Regions from separate parts of the Homo sapiens genome. Here region 1 is linked to region 2. Evidence: chromatin loops called from intact Hi-C (ENCODE). Cell type or tissue: K562. All regions are shown on one strand. Each heading gives the region's core, and the rest is flanking DNA. Links, peaks and the distances in the headings are about the cores only.

What was found. Peaks named below come from ENCODE experiments on the same cell type or tissue, not always from the same donor. Only the 100,000 strongest peaks of a DNase experiment are listed, where the experiment ranks them.
Region 1: a loop joins it to region 2, with 2.7 times the contacts of the local background. A loop is called at or near these places in 4 of 110 quality-filtered maps.

What each region holds. Positions count from the first base shown.
Region 1 is chr6:119,136,327-119,142,244 of GRCh38, reverse strand. It overlaps a transcript of FAM184A not described here. Among named protein-coding and RNA genes, the nearest start is that of FAM184A, 61 kb to the right of the region's middle. RefSeq lists a silencer at 4,747-5,041. In K562, for the core only: no CTCF peak of the experiment used is centred there; DNase peaks (open chromatin) are centred at 2,874, 4,544 and 4,884.
Region 2 is chr6:119,308,726-119,314,643 of GRCh38, reverse strand. The region is part of intron 2 of MAN1A1 (mannosidase alpha class 1A member 1); the gene reads left to right. Among named protein-coding and RNA genes, the nearest start is that of MAN1A1, 38 kb to the left of the region's middle. RefSeq lists a silencer at 1,366-1,660. In K562, for the core only: no CTCF peak of the experiment used is centred there; DNase peaks (open chromatin) are centred at 1,563, 2,543 and 2,913.

The DNA of each region.
Region 1 (5,918 bases), core at 634-5,633, 170 kb after region 2:
CACATCCATAAATACCACACCCTAGAGAGGCTTGGGCTGCCTAGCTGATATATTGTCTTCAGATGTTCGCCCGAGTCCTGCATAACATTCTCCAAGCTGGGGCATACAAAATAGATTTGCTGGGAGCAGGGATGGGAATGATTAACTCTCAACGCTTTAACTATATTGCTGCTAAATGGCTGACATACCCAGGTGCCCTGCACTCTAGAGGAATAACCATTCTCAAACATATGAAAATCAGCATTTATAGAAGAGATACAATTAAGGGGTGATTATTTGGGCTTAGACAGGATTTGTTGTGTGATTCCTTTAAGGAGATGATGTAAGAAAATAATAAAGTATTTTTACTTCAAATTTCTCTGAGCTCCTCTATTGGAATAGGTGCTACTGAATATTTATCACACAGCTTCTTTCCACAACATGCAGCTCTGGGGCCCCAAGATGTACTTTTTTTTTAAGGAGCACAGGGGCCGGGCACAGTGGCTCACACCTGTAATCCCAGCACTTTGGGAGGCCAAGGTAGGTGGATCATTTGAGGTCAGAAGTTCAAGACCAGCCTGGCCAACATGGTGACACCTCATCTCTACTAAAAATACAAAAACTAGCCGGGCATGGTGGCACACACCTGTAGTCCCAGCTACTCGGGAGGCTGAGGCAGGAGAATCGCTTGAACCTGGGAGGCAGAGACTGCAGTGAGCCAAGATCGCGCCACTGCCTGGGCGACAGAACCAGACTCTGTCTCAAAAAAAATAAAATAAAATAAAATAAAGGAGTTCAGGCAAAGGATTCCCTGGATCCTCCCCCCGCCCACGCCATGCAGCAGGCAGCAGCCCTGCATCCAGGCCCCTCCGGTTGGTGCCAACGCTGCACTCGACTGTCGAGCTGCAACCAGCCAGAAGGAAGAAGTGACAAACTCAGTGACACAAACTTCTCAGAGGCTTGGACAGGGCCACCTGGTGATTTATTTACAGAGGCATCTTTGCTGTAAGATCAACACCAGGGCAATTCGACTAGGCAGGTTGCTAAACCCTAAGGCAAAGACTGAGTTTTAAAGTGTTGTTATTTTATGCTCTCTGGGTCTAGTTAGTTTTAATGAGCTGTGGCTCTCTAGTAAAAGAATTAAAGAGCAATTTCTAATATGACCAAATCTTAGAAAAGGACTTGAGATGCAAATGGTTACATTCTCCTTTGTCCCTATCACCTACTCCGGGTCATATAAAGTAGCCTTGGCTTCCACATATCCCAGAAGACAGAACATCAGGTGGCTTATCTCCAGTTGTCAACGCCTGCTTAATGCTACTAATAGCATAAGTAATTTTGCTGGAAAGCCTGGGGAGGATTCCTCCATTTATTACCTAGTGAATCAATTCTAGCGTTAATAGAAAAGACAGTGGCTGTAGACCACGATGCAAAATAAAGTGCTGTGTGTAAATCCTAGCAGGGTTCTCATACCAGGATTCTGAAAGAGAAAGAGAGACCCTCCCTCGCCTCCCTTTCACCGGTTTTCCTGCTTGGAGTGTGGGAAAGGAGACTCAATTTCTGGCAGAAGCAGCCTCTGTTCTGCTGGTGCCCTTGAGACTTCAAACTGCAACAGCAGAGAAGGAAGGCGAGGGAACCAGATTGCAGGCATTGTGTTGCCAGTGGTTGAAAGGTGCGGATGAGATGATGCTGATTACAAGGACTGAAAGAAAGCGGAGAGCATGGTTCCGAAAATGGCTGAGAAAGGAAGAAAGAAACGCCCTGTGAGTTTGGGAAAGTGAATATTGCATATTGGGTAGCTCCTGTGCATTTGTCCTTCAAAGGTGAGGCCCATCCTGTCTGAAGTCAGTTTCACTGCTTCTCCCAGGGGCTCTCTCATGAGGCCAGGGAAAGTGGAGAATCATTTTCACTGAAGAAGCAAATCTGATCAGACAACCCACTAGCATGGGAAATGGCAAACAATAAAGACACGTGGCCAGAAAATGCATTCTCCTGCTCCCCTTTCTTGGTACTCCCTTACATCCTCAATGTCCTCTCCCTACCACACCCAAGGCAACTCATGAGGGCAGACTGCACCATTTTCCTCCTGGATGACCTTGCCTTCTTGAACATTCTAGTACCCAAGCTCCCTCTTAAGCCCACTTTCACCCACACATATTTTTTTACTAATCCGTTTTACAGATGAAGACCCACACATTTTTAGCAACTCCCCACTGCCAGTCCTTAAGCCCTCTCACTCAGCGGCCTGAGGTCCAAGCCACCCTGGGCAGCCCCAGCAAGGCGCCACTGCTCAAAGCTGGGGAGTGAGCACAGATGATGGCAGCAGCTGCAGAATTCACTCACATCTCACACACTTGTGCATCTGAAAGGGTTAATTTTTCACTTGCTGTGATTGAATTGGCAGTTTCTTACCTGGAATCAGGAAACTCTAGTCATTTGCTCGAAGGAAAAAAAAGAGGACGTGAAGACAACCCTTTGCTTCTTTTTCAAAGCTGCTTTTCTAAAAGTGCCAGAGAGAGAGATTTGTAAAACTACAGCCTGGACCCTGACAATGAAATGCCAATTAATTTAGTTTTAAATGGGTCACCAAATATCCCCAGTGGTTTTTTTTTTTTTTTACTTTAAATATACAACATTATGAGAACGTATAATACTTTAAGAAATTGCTGAGAATCTTGTCTCCCATGAGGAAATAAGTTCCATATCTTTTCTTATTCACTTGAATTTTTTCCTGTCTCTGCTGTAAAACATGTCAGGGATTTTCTTTAAAGTGCCTAATTTTTCTCCCCACGAGTATCCCTGTAGGTAGGAAATCTTCCTCGACAGAGCACTCACAGTTAAAGATTTCCAGATACTGGCTGGAATATTCTGAGAACAGTGAGTTAAGTGTGATAACCAGAAACAAACTGCTGGGCCCTTCTCCCCAGCCGCTCCAGAGAGGCCTGTGGTTTTGACACTTGACTTTCTAATAAAGAGCAAGCTCTCTGGGCTTCTTTTGAAACTCTTCAGGCACCAGAGAAAGAGGCTGATTTAGCTTTGGTTGTCCCTGTGTTTCAGTCACTTTACTGCTTAGTTATCCACTGAGAACAAAACTAAAAGGAAAGCAGATAAAACCACTTCTGTTTCATGATTTGAGCTACATGGGGAGAGGAGTGGGCAGGACCAAGCCCCATCCCCAGAGAGGTCCACGTCCTGGCCCCCAGAACCTGTGAAATCTGCTACCGTGCATGACAAAGGGGCCTCTGCAGATGAGATTCAGTGAAGGATCTTGAGATGGGGAGGTTTTTTAGATTATTCCGGTAGGCCTGATATAACCACAAGAATCATTATAAATGAAAGGGGCTGGGTGCGGTGGCTCATGCCTGTAATCCCAGCATTTTGGAGGCCGAAGAGGGCAGATCACCTGAGGGCAGGAGTTCAAGACCAGCCTGACCAACATGGAGAAACCCCGTCTCTACTAAAAATACAAAATTAGCCAGGCGTAGTGGCACATGCCTGTAAATCCCAGCTACTCAGGAGGCTGAGGCAGGAGAATTGCTTGAACCCAGGAGGCGGAGGTTGCGGTGAGCCAAGATCGCCCCATTGCACCCCAGCCTGGGCAGCAAGAACCAAACTCCGTCTCAAAAATAATAATAATAATAATAATAATAATAATAATAATAATAATAATAAGTGAAAGAGCGAGGAAGGAGAGAGTGTGTCAGAGTGGTGAAATGTGAGAAAGACTTGACTGGCCATTGCTGGCTTTCAGGATGGAGGGCAGCCATGTGCCAGGAAGGCAGGTCGCTTCTAGAAGCTGGTAAGGTAAGGAAATGAATTCTCCCCAAGAGCTTGCATAATCAGCCTTGAGAATGTCTTCATTTTAGCCCAGTGAGACACATTTTGGACTTCTGACCCCTAGAACTTTAAGATAATACATTGGTGCTGTTTTAATCCAAGTTTGCGGTAATTTGTTATAGCAGCAGCAGGAAACTAACAAAGGAAGGAAATTGAAAAACAGTACTTTCTATTAAAGAAATCAGTGAACTCCAGATCCCAAAGTAGTCATTTGAATTTGGGTAGCTCACATATCTCACTTGATCCTACAACAACTGCACTCCCCCAATCCTCATGCTCTCATAGCATTCTATATGTTTCCTTCATAGTATGTATCACTGACTTCTCAATACCTAGCACAAAACTTGAAAGACAGCAATGCACACTCATGGCATAAAAGAACTTACTGAAAGTTAGTGATTTCCCTAAATTCATATAGCTTGTCTAAGTGCCGGAGCTAGGGATAGAACACAGCTGTTCTGACTTCCACATCTGTCTGCTATTCCACCCGGCCTTGCTAAGAATTTCTGTTGGGGTATCTGCAAGACAGAAGAGGAAACACTACAAAGACTGGAGCAGTGACTGCTGTGGAGCTGAACTACAGAATAGTAATAGACTCAAACAAGCCAGCCTGGCACGTAGACATCGGAGACAGGGCCTTGGCTCTGAGGACAGGGTTTCTTGGTCCAGGAGGAGGAGAGACAGGACTGCCAACAGCAGTAAACCCCATAGAACCTGACAAACCCCTGACAGATGACTCAGGAAATGGCTGGTGCTCACTCACTGGATTTTGCAATCATATTTGTGCATAAGAATGAGAAGATTATCAAAAATGAGTTAGCAAATTCTGAGTCCCATAGTAGGTGCCTACTGTGGACTGAATGGTGTCCTCTGAAAATTCTTATGTTGAATCCCTAACCCCCAATGTGACTGTATTTGGAAATAAGGTCTTTAGAAGGTAATTAAGATTAAATGAGGTCCAATTGTGACTGTATTTGCAGATAGGGCTTTTAGGAGATGATTAAGGTTGAATGAGGACATATGGGTGGGGTCCTAATCTGATAGGACTGGTTTTATAACAAAATGGAGAAAGAGCTCTTCCTCTCTCTTATCTCTCTTCTCTCTCTCTGTCTCTCTCTATCTGGCGTGCACACACACACAAGCATACACACACATACACACACACACAGAAGAAAGACCATGTGAGGTCACAGTTAGAAGGCAGCTCTCTGCAAGCCAAGAAGAGAGCCCTCACCAGAACCAGACTAGGCTGGCACCCTGATCCCAGATTTTCAGCCTCCAGAACTGTGAGAAAATAAATTTCTACTTTAAACAGTCTGTCACCTAGTCTATAGTTTTTTGTGATGGCAGCTGAGCAGACTGGGACAGTGCCCAGATGTTTGTAGCACTAATATAAATTGTACAATTATTCTGGATAAGAAGATTACAGCAAAATTAATTTCTGCTAAAGAGGTTATAGTAGCTATCTGCAATTTTGCCAGTCCAGCATCAATGTCCCCATTTTTTTAGTAACAGCATCTTGGTTTTCCTTTGGACAATCCCAGACTTCTCCCAGCACCATGTCAACCCTCTTACTGTAGCCGTCTTGGTGGAACTGTCAATTATGCCATACTTTTCTCTTGCCAAGAAACGGGCATGTGGCCCAAACCAGGCCAGACAGTAGCAGGAATTTGAAAGTTAAGCACAGTGACACAAGAATTGAAAAAATACTGAAGCGAGTTTATTTTCATGATAGTATCTAGGAACAAATACTGCCCGACAAGTCCCATTATCTAGATTCCTGGAGCTACCCTAATTCCTACCCTTTCCAAAGCCTGGTTGGTCAGTTGCTTCTTCAATTTAATGAAACAGTCCATAAACTTCCAAAAAATCTTTTCTAGTTTGAACTAGTCAGATTTGGATTTGGTTGCTTCCACCCAAAAAACTCTCAGTGACACATGGGTCTATCAAATCTGCGCTGCCAATTTTTTTAATGCCAATAAATTATCTTGATATCATTATGCAACTAAAATACATACACATATTGAAAGATATCTATAATTGGGCAAGAATTTTACTTTTACAATTTTAGTGATTAGTATACACATTAGAAAAAAATGTGG
Region 2 (5,918 bases), core at 475-5,474:
CAGATGACTGTCTGAGGTTTGCAAGCAGCAAAAAAGTGAGGGCTCTGTTCAGTGTATAGTGGAGAAAATCAGCGTGAGAGAGTTTCCAGCCTTGCTCTTCTCTACACTACCTTGGGCCTCAGCTTCATATGTAAAACAGGGATAATAATACCCCAGAGAGGGTGTTGTAAGGATTGGATGTGTTAAATTATATCAAATTCCCCTCACAGTGCAGTGTGGTAGCTGTTTGACAAAGTTAATTCACTTCCTCCTTTACAGCCTCGGCCTCCATAACCCATGATGACGACAGCTCCTACAGTTTGATTTGTAGAACAAAATAATACTTCTAAAATGTGAAACTACTGCTCATCCAGTGAAAGAATTGTTGAGAAGCTTACACATAATGCTTTATGCACCTCAGATCTCAAAGACTTTTGCTAATTTGTGGCAAAGAGATAGCACATATGTTGCTACCAGAGCAGTCCGGGAAGCTGGCCCTGAAGGGCAGCCTATGCTAGAAGTGGAATAGAAGCTCCTCACAGAGCTATGGGAACCAGGGCTGGTGGGAAGCCACATGCCCACAGACCTAAAAACAGAGTGGTTAGTTCTAGACGCGTGCCTGTAAAGTAGAGGTTGCAGTGCAAACTGCTGGGCTGTGGGCTAACTGTGGCTCACGGATTTTTTTTTTTAACCCTTAGCCAGCGTAGTTTTGATTTTTTTTTTTTTTTTAAATAGCTTTAGTGAGGGGCTTGACTCTCGTTTTGTCACGTTTCCCATTCACTTCTAGTTGCCCTAGACCTGGTGGTTCTGTTCCTGTCTGGCCCTTCAAATGTTCTGACCCCTTTTTCGAGCCTACCACAGAACAGGGCACAAACCAGAGAGCAGACAGTGGACTCAGAACCAGGAACTGAATGTGTCCTATCCCATTGTCCTAGGGTTGCCAGATGAAATATAGCACTTTCAGTTAAATTTGAATTTCAGATAAACAACTTTTTTTTTTTTTAGTATAAGTAGGTTCTGTGTAATATTTCCATTTCCTAAATCTGGCAGTACTGCTTTATTCCCATTTATAATTCTCATCCTCGCAACCGTAGCTACTAAGTAGTGATTGTCATTGTAACATTGGGGTAAAGAATCTTGAAAATAGAACACCTTGACAGCCTTTGGGAAAGAGAGAAGGGGATACATTTATTTCAGCATTTGAAAGAGCAAAGCATGTGAATGAGTATTTGAATTTCATATGGGGTAAAATTGGAAACTATCATGGCTAGAGGGCTTTTTTTCACATACTGGGTGATGACAGCTAGAAGGTGACTGGAGGTGGCCCTCGCTCACTGAGGAATGATGTGAGGACAAGGATCATTCCTAAGACTGTCTTGGGTGGCATCTTGATACCTGTTGCATGAGAGGGTGCTAAATACTTTCAGATGTAATTGTGGTAGACTCCAGGCAGGCAGTCTTTGTGAAGGCGGAGTCACATCAGGCTCTGCACTGTCACCTCTTGGTGACATTAGCCTCTTTTCTTTCCTTTCCCGTAATTGCTCTGCCCACTCTGAGTTCAGCTAAAGGTCAAAGCATCAAAGGAAGGAGAACTTCCTTCCTAAGTTCTCCCTTATCTGTTTAACCTCCTGAAGCCTAGGAGGACTCTGAGGAGGTGGCGTGAGTGGATAAAGGTCAGCCAGGCTCATTGAGTGTCTTCTAGTCAGGTGCCCTGTCACACCTGATCTCCTCACTGTGCTGTAAGGGAGATAATACTTACTTTTTTAGTAAGCTGTATTTTCTGAGCAGTTTTAGGCTTGTAGCAAAATTGAACAGAAAGTATAGAGAGTTCCCATATACACCCTGTCCCCACACAGGCACAACCTCGCAGTCTCAGCACCTCAACCCACAGTGGTGCATTTGTTAAAATGGGTTATTCTTTTTGAAAGATGAGAGAACTAAGGGGTAGAAGGGCAGACCCTGAGGCAGCTGGCCTCAGGCTTATCCACTGTGACCTGCTCTGCCATGTGGCTGTGATAGACCGGCCTTAGTATCAGGTCTCTTGCTGCCCAGTTGTCCTTCTGGCCCTCCAGATCTTCATTCCCATAAGGAAATGTAGGTGGTGGGGATAGCATTAGATAAGCGGTGGAAGGGGTGGTTAGATTGCCGTCTTTTCTTGATCCATGGAGAAATTCTCTTCCAATGGATAAGTGAAGGTTTGGAGAAATTGTGAATTAATTTCCCCCAAGTTGCTTTTTATCTGTGTCTCTCCGTTCTGTTTTCCAGTTCCACCAAAGATTGAAAGAAATAAGGTTAATTCAATGACCCTAAAAATATTTTATCTGAAAGCTCTAGAAGTTACTTTTATATGACAGCCAAGTAATTTTAAGCAAAGTTTGATGGAAATTGCTGTCAGGCTTTTAAAATCACTGTTTTTCAAAGCATCAACCCTAAGTGTAGTTTTAAGAGAAATGGCACATCACTTTCAGGTTTAACAATCAGTGAGTTAGATTGCTCTTCCACCTCAGACCTTGCCTGAATCAGACACAGCCCCTTGTGTCCCCAAGAACAGCAGGGACATGAGTATCACTGGACCACAGAACTTCTTCCCTTTCATGACAAACAGCGGACTGTTATATAAGTGAGCCAAACATGGCCTCTGTCTGTTGGTCTCTAGGTTATTTCCTCACTGCAGGCTGAGACCCGTTAATTCAAGAGCCCGCCAACACCAAACTAATTTTTAATACATCTAATTATTTTAAAAATAGCCCGAACAAGCAGATTTTTAGCATTTAGAGCCTGCCTTACACGTTCTGTGAAACCTTACCTAGCATCTGTTGGCCATTGATAAGATAGAGCTTTGTGGTTTTAAGACACCGAGCTGCTACTGCCCTTCAAGGTCTTCTGATAATAGAGTTACTCCATCATGCTGCAAAGTGACATCACTTAGTCCTAAGCCCTCATTCCGATGCACCTCTCCCTTGGGAGTTCCTTTGTCCTCCTCCCCTTCTGCATGGTGACCTCCTCACCCTAAGCCTCTGGATGCCCTCCCATGCAACCCTGTACAAAGCACCACTCATTAAAGCTTGTTGTGTGTTAACTGCCTCTGTGGTCCTGTCTTTTTCCCAGATCAACCTCAAATCCCTCGAACAAACCCCCACTACACAGCAGTACCTTGGCACAACTAAGATTTTATGAAAGCTAGTGTATGAACCTGCATAGCTAAAGATTACCCCACATTGCCTTACACCTGGAGAGGACCTTTCTACTCTTCCTTTCTTCCTCCATCTTTTGGATACCAAATAGTTGTGTATATTTTTAAATGTATATATTGATAAAGAGCTTGTGTACAATGTAAGTTTGCCTGGTTTCACATATATTTGTCCCTCCTATTTATGTGTTATACTAGGAAAAATTATGAAGCTCTTTTAGATTGCAAAGATCACAGACATTCTTAGGTTTTTAATAAAAGTAATTATAATGCCTAAAATGCATTGAGCACTTAATGTGTGTCGGGCAACATGTTAAACTCTTTACATGCCTTGTTTTATTTAATCATCACCACAACCAGTGAGGTGTTTTTATTCACATTTTGTGTGTGCAGAAAGTGGGCTCAGAGAGATTAATTGCCTTGCTTAGAGTCACACTGACGATGGCAGAGCTCAGATATGGACCCAGTTTCTCATATGCGTTCGCCCGTGACCCGCTTTTACGCCTTACTCCTCAGTAAATGAGAAGCTTTTCTACAAGTACACATAGGGAAGTAAACAAACAGTCTCAGCAGGCAAAGAGGAAAAGGGAAGATGATTCACCAACATTCAGGACTCCACAGCATTGTTGATAGTTCTATAGCTGCTGTACAGGCCTAACACAGTTCCACTGGGGAACCATCCAAGTGGCAAAATCATCTGTACCTCAGCCTCCTCTTAACTTTTTTCTCCTTGCCTTTCTTGTCTTCTTTCTCATGGCTTTTACTGCTTCACAGCCCTTTCTCCTGTGTATTTGTACTTCTCTGTTTCTGTGTCACTCTCTGGCCTCTAGGTTCTCTCTGAATGTTTCCCAGTTACACTTCCCTAGGTAGAGTGGATGGTTGGGTTGACTCATCCCATCCATTAGTGAGAACTACACACCAGGGCGCCCCACGTTGGAGGCTCATGGCTAGCTCTCAGCAATCTGCCTTTGAGTTGGGCACCAGGCCCTGGTTCATTCAGCTGGGCCAGCATCACATCCTACAAACTACGGAAATTTTATGTAAGAACCCATAGAAGGAGGCCATAAGTGGGACTTGAACTTGTAGGCTTCAGTGAAATAGGGCAATGAAAGCCCAAAGTTTTCCTGAGATCTGTCTGGAAAAATCATGTAATTTTCAAAGACTTTTGATGTGTCTAATATAAAAATTTAAAGATTATGTGTTTAAAACTTCAGCAAATGGAAGTATTTGCTAAGAGTAGTTCTAGCAATAAATATGCAAGATATGAAGTCTATGCATACTAGGGAAATTCCAACGTATTTCTTTCTTCAGCGTGCTTGATTAGATCAGGACATTAAACTTAATTTGTTAGAAACAACAATAGAGTTGTATACAACATTTAATTAGTTTTCTTACTCTTCTATATTCACAAACATTTACTGAGTATGTAAACAGGCAGTATCTTATGTTTCCATACATTATCAATGAGATAGTAAATGAGACAGCATCCTGTATACTTCCCTTTTAGTCCTTTAGAATCTTTTCATAGTGTAGCAGATACTCAATAAATGACCTGGCCTAATTAATGAGCCCTGATGCCAATTAAGAAGAAAGTACAAATCAAAGAATCTTTTCTTATAAGCATGGAGTCAAGGGGAAGTAATACTATTTCTTTAATGCCTTATACCCAATTTAATATTTTCTGGGTTAAAATAATGGGTTGCAATTATGAAATTTTGGTCCTTTGTTTCCTTTCACACAGCGTGTCAGCTCTACCTTTCACCAGGAGCAAATATACGTATTCAGGAAGAAAACATCTTTGGCTTGCTTTCAGTTTATCTTTTTTTGTGAGGGTTTCACTACTGCATTTGAAATTTGGGCCCATTTTACTTCTACGTGGAATGTCAGGCTTTAGAACCCTAATTAAGTTAATGAAAGACTACAAAAGAAACCTAAGGAGCCTGTGAAGAGAGGTGATCAATTCTGTCCTTGTTAGTAGTTAACTTTTAGAAGTGACTTCCTTGTCCTGCCAGCTCATGAGAACTGGGTCTAGAGAAATTAAATGACTTTATCCTCATCGCCACTCAGCTGGGTAATGGCTTAATACTACAAAATTAAAAGCTGGTAGCCTTTTGATGTTTCAAATATTTGTGTAAGTCGTAAATCTGAGTTAACAAGTTGATTTTATATGTGACTTTTAAATTGAAGCTTATAGTTATTCTATGCATGTGTACACACACACTCACACAATGTCTTACAGTTAGCTTTAATGTGGTAAATCATTTCCAGAAGTGATCAGCTGGTGGAATTGGTTAACAATATGACTGTTCCTCTTTATAATTGCTGGATAAACCCCTCCCAGTGCTTTGTTCAGGGCATTTTGACCACATCATTTTCGTCTTTTCTAACTTTAACTCATAGAAATCCCATGGGATCAGGAACCCATTTTGAGAAATATGTCAGCAACTTTTGAAATGTAGGAAACTAACCAATTAGTGTCAGCTTTTCCCTTGAGGGAAGAAGATAGGAAAAGTTAATATATACTACAGAGGTTACTTTAGGAGATCCTTTACTAGTGGTACATTGTATAAGTGATCATTTTTGACAAAGCTGAAACAAATTATCGTAACTTTTTTTTCTGTTTTGATGTTCAGTATATTCCAAAAGCTTTTGAATTTATAAAGTATCTTTGGAAATTTACAGGAATGAAGAATTTACTAAATGTAGTACATTTAATGGAAAAACCAAATAAAATCAAATATAATCTCTA